2 separate regions of the Homo sapiens genome follow, and region 1 is linked to region 2. A link is a contact called in ENCODE Hi-C or POLR2A ChIA-PET data. All regions are on one chromosome and are shown on one strand. Each heading gives the region's core, a stretch centred on a gene start or an enhancer-like site at or near the end of the contact. The rest is flanking DNA. Distances are from core to core; before and after follow the strand shown. Region 1 overlaps SIPA1L1 (signal induced proliferation associated 1 like 1). Region 2 has its middle 180 kb from the start of SIPA1L1.

Region 1 (4,139 bases), core at 1,506-4,005, 220 kb before region 2:
GCCCAGGTTCTCAGATAGCCATCTCAAGGGAACTGTTGTTACATGGAGCCACTGAAATGTGAAATACACACACACTATTTGTAAATGTGAATTTTAGAAAGTATATGTATGGAAGCACTAAGCATATCATGAACAAATACAGACCATAAGCTTGTAGAGCCAAAAAAGACCCAATACCCCATTACCACTGTAATACTCTTAATTTTACCAATAAAATTAAGTCAAAACCTCCTGACTGCCAGCCCAGTGCTCCTAATAGTACACCTGCTTTCTTATCAACTGTGAAAACTACATTTTGGAGTATACTAAAATTGAGTTACAACTCAGTTGCATGATCAATATCTCATTTAACCATGTGCTGCAAAAGCAAAATTTACATAAAAGATTAAGAAGTAAAAACCTTTATCATATCCCTAGTGAAGGGGGAAGGGTACAGTGAGGTTTGCTGTCTTTCTCCATACCAGTATAATTTTATCCTCAGGAAAAAAAAATATATATAAACTATATATACAAATCATCTCTCTTTTCAAAAACTGCTGCCAAAACCAGTACATCTAGGAAAAAGACACAAAATATGATGTCTTACTACCCTTACGAAGAATGGCATAAATAACAATCCTTTCTTAAGGTTTAAAATATTTTCTAAGTTTTTTTCACTGTGCTATCATTAATTTCCTCTAATGTAATTTTAGAACAGATCAAGTAGATACATTTCCTCATTTCAGTTTCTTTAAAACTTTGATTTGCTGACACTTCTTCTAAGACAATAATCAACAGTGATCTCTCATTCTGTTCATTTTCTCAACTTCCAAAAGGCAATTCCTCAAGTAAGCACATTTTTGCAAGACTAAAATAATGCACATACTTACACACATAAAAAGAGAAAGACATAAATACTTTGTATAGGATGAAATAACTGCGTGACTTTTGAAATTTTTAAGATAAAATGCAGACCTCAAAACAAGTTCGTAATTGCTCCCTGGGTTATCTCCAAAGAGAGGCTTGTACATTCGTCTCCTATTGATACTTCAGTGAAAATCTGTGACAAAAATTCATCCCAACTCTGCCGTTAACTAGCTGTGTGATAGATACTGGGCAGGTCGTGTAAGCTTTGGACTTAGGCTCATATAAAAAGTTGGCATATCTGATTTCTATAGTATTTTCTAGGTTTCTTAATATCTTCCTAAGACATTATCTATCATCTTTATTGTCACTGAATTCTAAAGGTCAAATATATCTTTAGATAATAAAAATAACCATTCATAAACTACCTTACGCCCTAGAACTCAATAGAAGACTACCATCAGCTTATCTGAAACCTTTAGAACATTATAAGCTTTATCTTCATTAAATGTTATCGCTTTGTCTCATGTTTTAGCATTTTGTAAAAAGTTTAGATTAGTAGAAATGTACTCTCACATCTAGATGACCCCGAAGCACTGTTCAACTCTCACAAGATGGGAGATCTTGATGCCTTCACTTCCTTCCTCATCCATCCTCCATCACCACAGTACCCTCATACCCTGAAACTCAACTTTTTGGGCCACAATGTTGACAACAAAAACCTTTTAAACCACTTATGTTAAAAATCAGCTACATGTCCAAGTCTGTATCTGAGAATCTCTGTATGCATTTTTATCATTTAGTACTCTCGATTTTAAGATCTAAAGAACCAGTTCCATTGATAATATCTGCATAATCTCATGACTCTTCATCTGAATCTGAGTTCCCTGTTTATTGCCAAACAAGCAAGGAGGTTCCAGAAAACTGTATACAACACAACTCATGCACTTACTTTCTTTATATACCAACTGATGATTTTGCCATCCTCAATTAAGTCAATTAAAAAAACAACCAGTAGGACTGAGAATCTGTCATTTTACCAGTAGGAATCCCAAAAAGCAGCTGCTTTTGCCAAGTTCATTCATTCAACACATTTATTATCTACTATGTGGCAGGCACTTTTTATTTTTCATCCTGGGGATATATAAACAGACAAAAGTCCCTGCCTTCATATGCTCTACTGAAGAAGATGACACACCATAAATAGAAACCATAATAGACAAATTATATGGAGGAGATGTACATATAAGGTGTATTAGTCTGTTCTCATGCTGCTAATAATGACATACCCGAGACTGGGTAATTTATAAAGAAAAAGAGGTTTAGTGGATTCACAGTTCCACATGGCTGGGGAGACCACACAATCATGGCGGAAGGTGAAGGAAGAGCAAAGTGACATCTTACATGGCGGCAGGCAAGAGAGCGTGTGCAGGGGAACTGCCCTTTATAAAACCATCAGATCTCATGAGACTTATTCACTATCATGAGAACAGCACAGGAAAAACCTGCCCCAATGATTCAGTTACCTCCCACTGGGTCCCTCCCACAATATGTGGGGAATATGAGAACCTCAATTCAAGATGAGATTTGGGTGGGTACACAACCAAACCATACCATAAGGTCAGAGGGGATACATGCTTGATATGGTTTAGATCTGTGTCCCCACCCAAATCTCAAGTTCAATTTTAATTCCCAGTGTTAGAGGTGGGGCCTGGTGCAAGGTGACTGGATTTTAGGGGTAGATCCTTCATGAATGATTTAGCACCATCCCTTTGGTGCTGTTCTCAAGTTCTCACGAGATCTGGTTATCTAAAAGTGTATAGCACCTTCCCACTCTCTCTCTTCCTCCTGCTCCAGCCATGCAAGACGTGCCTGCTTCCCTCTGCCATGACTAAAAGTTTCCTGAGGCCTCCCCAGAAGCTGTCATGCTTCCTGTACAGCCTGTGGAACCGTGAATCAATTAAATCTCTTTCTTTATAAATTACCCAGTCTCAGGTATTTATTTATACTAGTGCAAGAATTGACTAATACAGTGCTATTGCAAAGAAAAAGGACAGGCTGTTAAGAAAAAGGGATTCAGGAATGAATGGAGGGCAGGTGGGCTCAGTCTTAAACAGGACGGGGTCAGGGTAAGACTCACTACAAAGGCAGTGTCTGAGCAAAGACATGAAGGAGATGATGAAGTGAGCCAGACTGAAGTTTCCTAGTAATTCTTAACTTGTACCGACTATACACGTAATGGCAAATGCTTTAGCAAAAGAGTTATGTATGAGCAAATTTATAAACAACCCAGAGGACTAAAATAGAAGAGAGCTGTGTGTAAATCCCCTCCATTTTTGCAGCTTATTTTACCAAGTGAAACTTACAACTTCAATTAGGTATGCTTGGTGTGTTTTTACCCCAAGTGTTATTTTGAACAAAATTCTTACTTCTGTGATTCATTTTCCTCAAAATTCAAAAATAAATGTCCCACTATTCATTTGAAACATAAAAGAGCACCAGTGTTGGCCGGGCACAGTGGCTCATGCCTGTAATCCCAGCACTTTGGGAGGTCCAGGCAGGTAGATCATTTTGAGTTCAGTAGTTCAAGACCAGCCTGGGCAACATGGCAAAACCCGTCTCTACAAAAATACAAAAAATAGAGGCCAGGCACACTGGCTTATGGCCCAGTACTTTGGGAGGCCAAGGTGGACCACTCACTTGAGGTCAGGAGTTCGAGACCAACCTGGCCAATGTAACAAAACCTCGTCTCTACTAATAATACAAAAAAAAATTAGCTGGGCATGGTGGTGTGCACCTGTAATCCCAGCTACTTGGAAGGCTGAGGCACAAGAATTGCTTGAGCCCAGGAGGCAGAGGTTGCAGTGAGCCAAGATGGCACCACTGCACTGCAGCGTGGGTGACAGAGTAAAACTGTGTCTCAACAACAACAACAAAAATTAGCCGGCATTGATGGCTCATGCCTACAGTACCAACTACTTGGCAGGCTGAGGCTAGAGAATCGCTTGAGCCCAGGAAGCAGAGATTGCAGTGAGCGGAGATCATGCCACTGCGCTGCAGCCTGGGTGACAGAGTGAGACCCTGTTTCAAAAAAACAAAAGAGCACCAGTGTTATCAACCAACAACTCCACTAAGACATCCTGACTATTACGTCAGGGCTCAAATCCCAGTATGGGGAATCCAGGAGCTTTTCCCAGTGTGGAGAAACCTGTGCTTTCCTAGAGAGTTTAGTGGGAAATGAATAGGCTATGAAATCAGGCGGCCTTACCACCAACCAGTTATACAGTCTTGAGCAA
Region 2 (3,666 bases), core at 487-2,986:
TGGAGTTAGAGCCAACAGTGCATGTTCAAGGCTCCGTCCCAGACTGCCCCTGCTTCAGATGCCAGCCACAAGTCCAAGAAGCCGCCCATACTTCTGACTATACATTTGGGAGTTTCTACAACCCCTTCCTCAGTTTTGATAATTCACAGCTCATAAAACTCAGGAAAACGTATTAATTAACATTTGCCCATTAATTATAAAGGATACAATTCAGGAACAACCAAATGGAAGAGCTGCATAGGGAGGGTGGCAGCCACCACCGTCCTGGGGCTCTGTCTTTCAGATGCACCATCCTTGAAGCGCATCAATGTCTTTCTTTTATTTTTTAAACAGGGTCTCACACCGTCACCCAGGCTGGAGTGCAGTGATGAAATTGTAGCTCACTGTAGCCTCGACGTCCTGGGCTCAAGCAATGCTCCGGCCTCAGCCTTCCAAGTAGCTGAGACTACAGGCACATGCCACTATGTGGCTAAACAAAAAAAATTTGTTTGAGGGGCTGGGCACAGTGGGTCACGCCTGTAATCCCAGCACTTTGGGAGGCTTAGGTGGGAGGATTGCTTAAGACCAGGAGTTTGAGATCAGTCTGGGCAACACAGTGAAAGCTTATCTCCACTAAAAATAAAAAAAGTTAGCTGGGCATGGTGGCACATGCCTGTGGTCTCAGCTACTCAGGAGGCTGAGGTAGGAGGATCACCTGAGCCCAGGAGGTCAAGGCTGCAGTGAGCTGAGATTGTGCCACTGCACTCCAGCCTGGGCAATAGAGTGAGACCCCCCCGTCTCTTAGAGGCTGGTCCTGAACTCCTGGCCTCAGGTGATTCTCTCACCTTGGCCTCTTAAAGCAATGTTTTTCTCAACCCAGAAGTTCTCTGAATCCCTGTCATTTAGGTTTTATTCTTGTTTTTATTAAAACAAAATTTTTTAAAGATATAGGGTCTCTCTATGTTTCCCAGGCTGGCCTCAAATTCCTGGGCTTAAGCAATCCTCCCACCTCAGTCTCCCCAGTAGCTGGAATTACGTTTCAGCCACTGCATCTGATTTCACTTAGGATTTTTTTGGGAGATTTTTATCTGACTTCATTTAGGAGTGTTTTTGCAGGGAGTGGGAGGGCGGGGGCGGGGATTTTAAACACAGCTTTGCTGCTGTGCTTCTCTTACTTTCCTACGTGGAAATTAAGCTCACTAAAGGTAGTAACTCAGGCTTTGACCTCTTTCTTGCTCAAGGTCTGAATTATGCAGGCATGATTGATGAAATCATTGGTCATTTAGTGATTGGACTTTATCTCCAATCCCTTTCCTCTCCTTGAAGGTCAGAAGTGAGGAGGTGGGGCTGAAAGTTCTAATCCTCTAATCACATGGTTGATTTTTCTAGTGACCAGCCCCCATCCTGAAGCTATCTAGGGCCTCTCCATGACTCATCTCATTAGCATACAGGACTATCAGTTCCAAGGATTTTGAGGCGCTGTGTCAGGAACCAGGGACAAAGACCAAATATTTATTTTGTATCATACCACAGCAAGCCCCGGATGGCTCAATGTCTTGGGCTGAAAGGAAGGGGCTGTTTGAGTCAGGAGACAAGAGAACAACAGTGGGAGGTGTCCTCTGTGTTCATACTCCCCTGTGTGGTTTGGTGAGCCTCAGGCTTTACAGGATGTAGGTGATGTGGGCCCTCCGTTACCTCATCTTATACTCAGGCTATGAAATGCGTCAGATGCCAGCCTTCTTGTAAAAGTTGGGGAGAGGCTGCTATGGTCAGAATGTTTTTGTTCCCTCCAAAACTCACGTGTTGGAAACTTAATCCCCAATGCAACAGCATTGGGTGGTGGGGTTTACTGGGAGGTGTTCAGGTCATGAGGGTGGAGCATGAGTGGATTAAAGCCAGTCTAAAAAGGGCTTGTGGATGTGGGTTCCCTCTGTTCTGCATTTCTGTCCTGTAAGGAACAGTGATTGCCCCTGCTCCGGAAGATGTAATGTGTAAGGTACCATCCTGGGGGTGGCCCTCTCCAGACACCAAGCCTGCTGGCACCTTGATCTTGGACTTCCCAGCCTCCAGAACTGTGAGAAATAAATTTCTGTTCTTTATTAATTACCCAGCAATTTTTATAGCTGCACAAAATGGTTTAAGACAGAGGTCATAGCAAGCTTCAGTTTTTACTTTTTCCCCTTGCATCTGAACAATTGCAAGCAGAAAGAACAACTGAGTGCTTTATTTCTGCAACCACCATGCTGCTACTGAGTGAAGGGGAAGGAGGGGTAAGAGCTTGCCTTCTTTCCTTGTGTTAATTGCAACATCTTCCAAAACCCAGCAAGGAAGGCATGAAGTGAGCCTACCAAGGCCAGTCTCCAGATGAGGGGACTATAGCTACAGATTGCTATGTTTCCTGTTGGTGGTGGTAGCAAGATTTCATAGGGGCCTTTCTTGCCATTGCTCAAAATGAAATGCATTGACACCAAAGGAAGTGGTGAAACTGTGGGCATTGTATGCTTTAGAAATTTGATATTTGGAAACCTGCAGACCTGAAGAGGCAGTAGCTTCTCCTGAAGATCTGATATCCAAGGGCTACCCAGACAAGGAGCTGACTTGTCAGGAAGTGTGGTGGACCTTGACGCAAAAACTCAAACCACAAATGTTTCACTTCTAAATTTTTGCAGGCTTTGTTATATAGACATTTTTGTTAAGCCCTGTCTAAAACAATAGGATGACTGGGTTCTTTCCCCTCCTCATGGTGACTACGTGCATCTTCTACGAACATTCCCATGTCATGTGGTCAGCTTCCAAGAAAGACTTTACCAATGAGTCTGTTTACAGATTCTCAACCAGAGGACTTACAGGAATGCACAGTAGCTATTTGTTTGGGATGCAGAGGTACATGAGCCCCAGACCTCATCCCCAATCAGGCAGTTGGGTAGGAATGGTGTGGTTACTGATGGTGGGAGGACAGGGATGGTGGGGACTTTCCTGTGGAGGGCCCACCACTGAAGAAATCTCTCTACCTCCTGGTTTGATCCAGGCTTTCCAGGGATAAAATAAGAGGGGGAAACAAAGAAGTAATCATTCCCCAGCCCCCAGTATGCCCCATCTCTGACTCAGCTCCCAGCAGAGCAGTAATAGGTCCCTGCTTATCAGATGGCATCGGAAGGGGGTGGGTGCCTGGGTGGGTGCCTGGCTGTGTGCAGTGAGGAGGTCTCAGCAGCAGCCTCTGAAGCCAACTGCTTGGCTGGAATCTAGGTGCGCTACTCACTAGCTGGGGAACTTACAGCAAGTTACTTCACCTCTTACGCCTCAGTTTTCTCATCTGCCAAAAGGGAGTACTAATAGCAGCATCATTGACAAAAGCTGAAAGGTGGAAGCAAGCCAAGTGTTCATCCACTGAGAAATGCATAAATAAAATGTGGCCTAGACATACATGGAATACTATTCAACCTCAAAGGAAGAGAATCTGGACGTGTACTGCAACATGGATGAACTCTGAAGACATCATGCTGAGTCCAAGGACAAACACTGTATGATTCCACTTAGATGAGGTACTTAGAGCTGTCAAATTTGTAGAGATAGAAAGTAGAATGGTGCAGGTCAGGCGTTCAACACCAGCCTGGCCAACATGGAAAAACCCTGTCTCTATTAAAAAATACAAAAATTAGCCAGGCGTGGTGGTGTGCACCTGTAATC

The links. A loop is a pair of places that touch in the nucleus more often than their neighbours do. ChIA-PET counts read pairs that join two places held with the same protein, here RNA polymerase II (POLR2A). Pooled maps may share reads with other maps.
Region 1: a loop to region 2 is called in a pooled map, with 4 times the contacts of the local background. The contact joins two enhancer-like sites. A Hi-C loop is called at or near these places in 3 of 50 pooled maps. POLR2A ChIA-PET finds 5 or more read pairs at or near these places in 5 of 52 experiments (BJ, GM12878, T-cell and 2 more).

The regions. Positions count from the first base shown.
Region 1 is chr14:71,357,372-71,361,510 of GRCh38, reverse strand. The region is part of intron 2 of SIPA1L1 (signal induced proliferation associated 1 like 1); the gene reads right to left. Among named protein-coding and RNA genes, the nearest start is that of SIPA1L1-AS1, 38 kb to the right of the region's middle. Within about 2 kb of position 2,755, at least 3 of the 41 ENCODE cell types and tissues checked have a DNase peak (open chromatin) inside an H3K27ac peak, as active enhancers do.
Region 2 is chr14:71,141,506-71,145,171 of GRCh38, reverse strand. No RefSeq gene overlaps it. Among named protein-coding and RNA genes, the nearest start is that of SIPA1L1, 180 kb to the left of the region's middle. Within about 2 kb of position 1,736, at least 10 of the 41 ENCODE cell types and tissues checked have a DNase peak (open chromatin) inside an H3K27ac peak, as active enhancers do.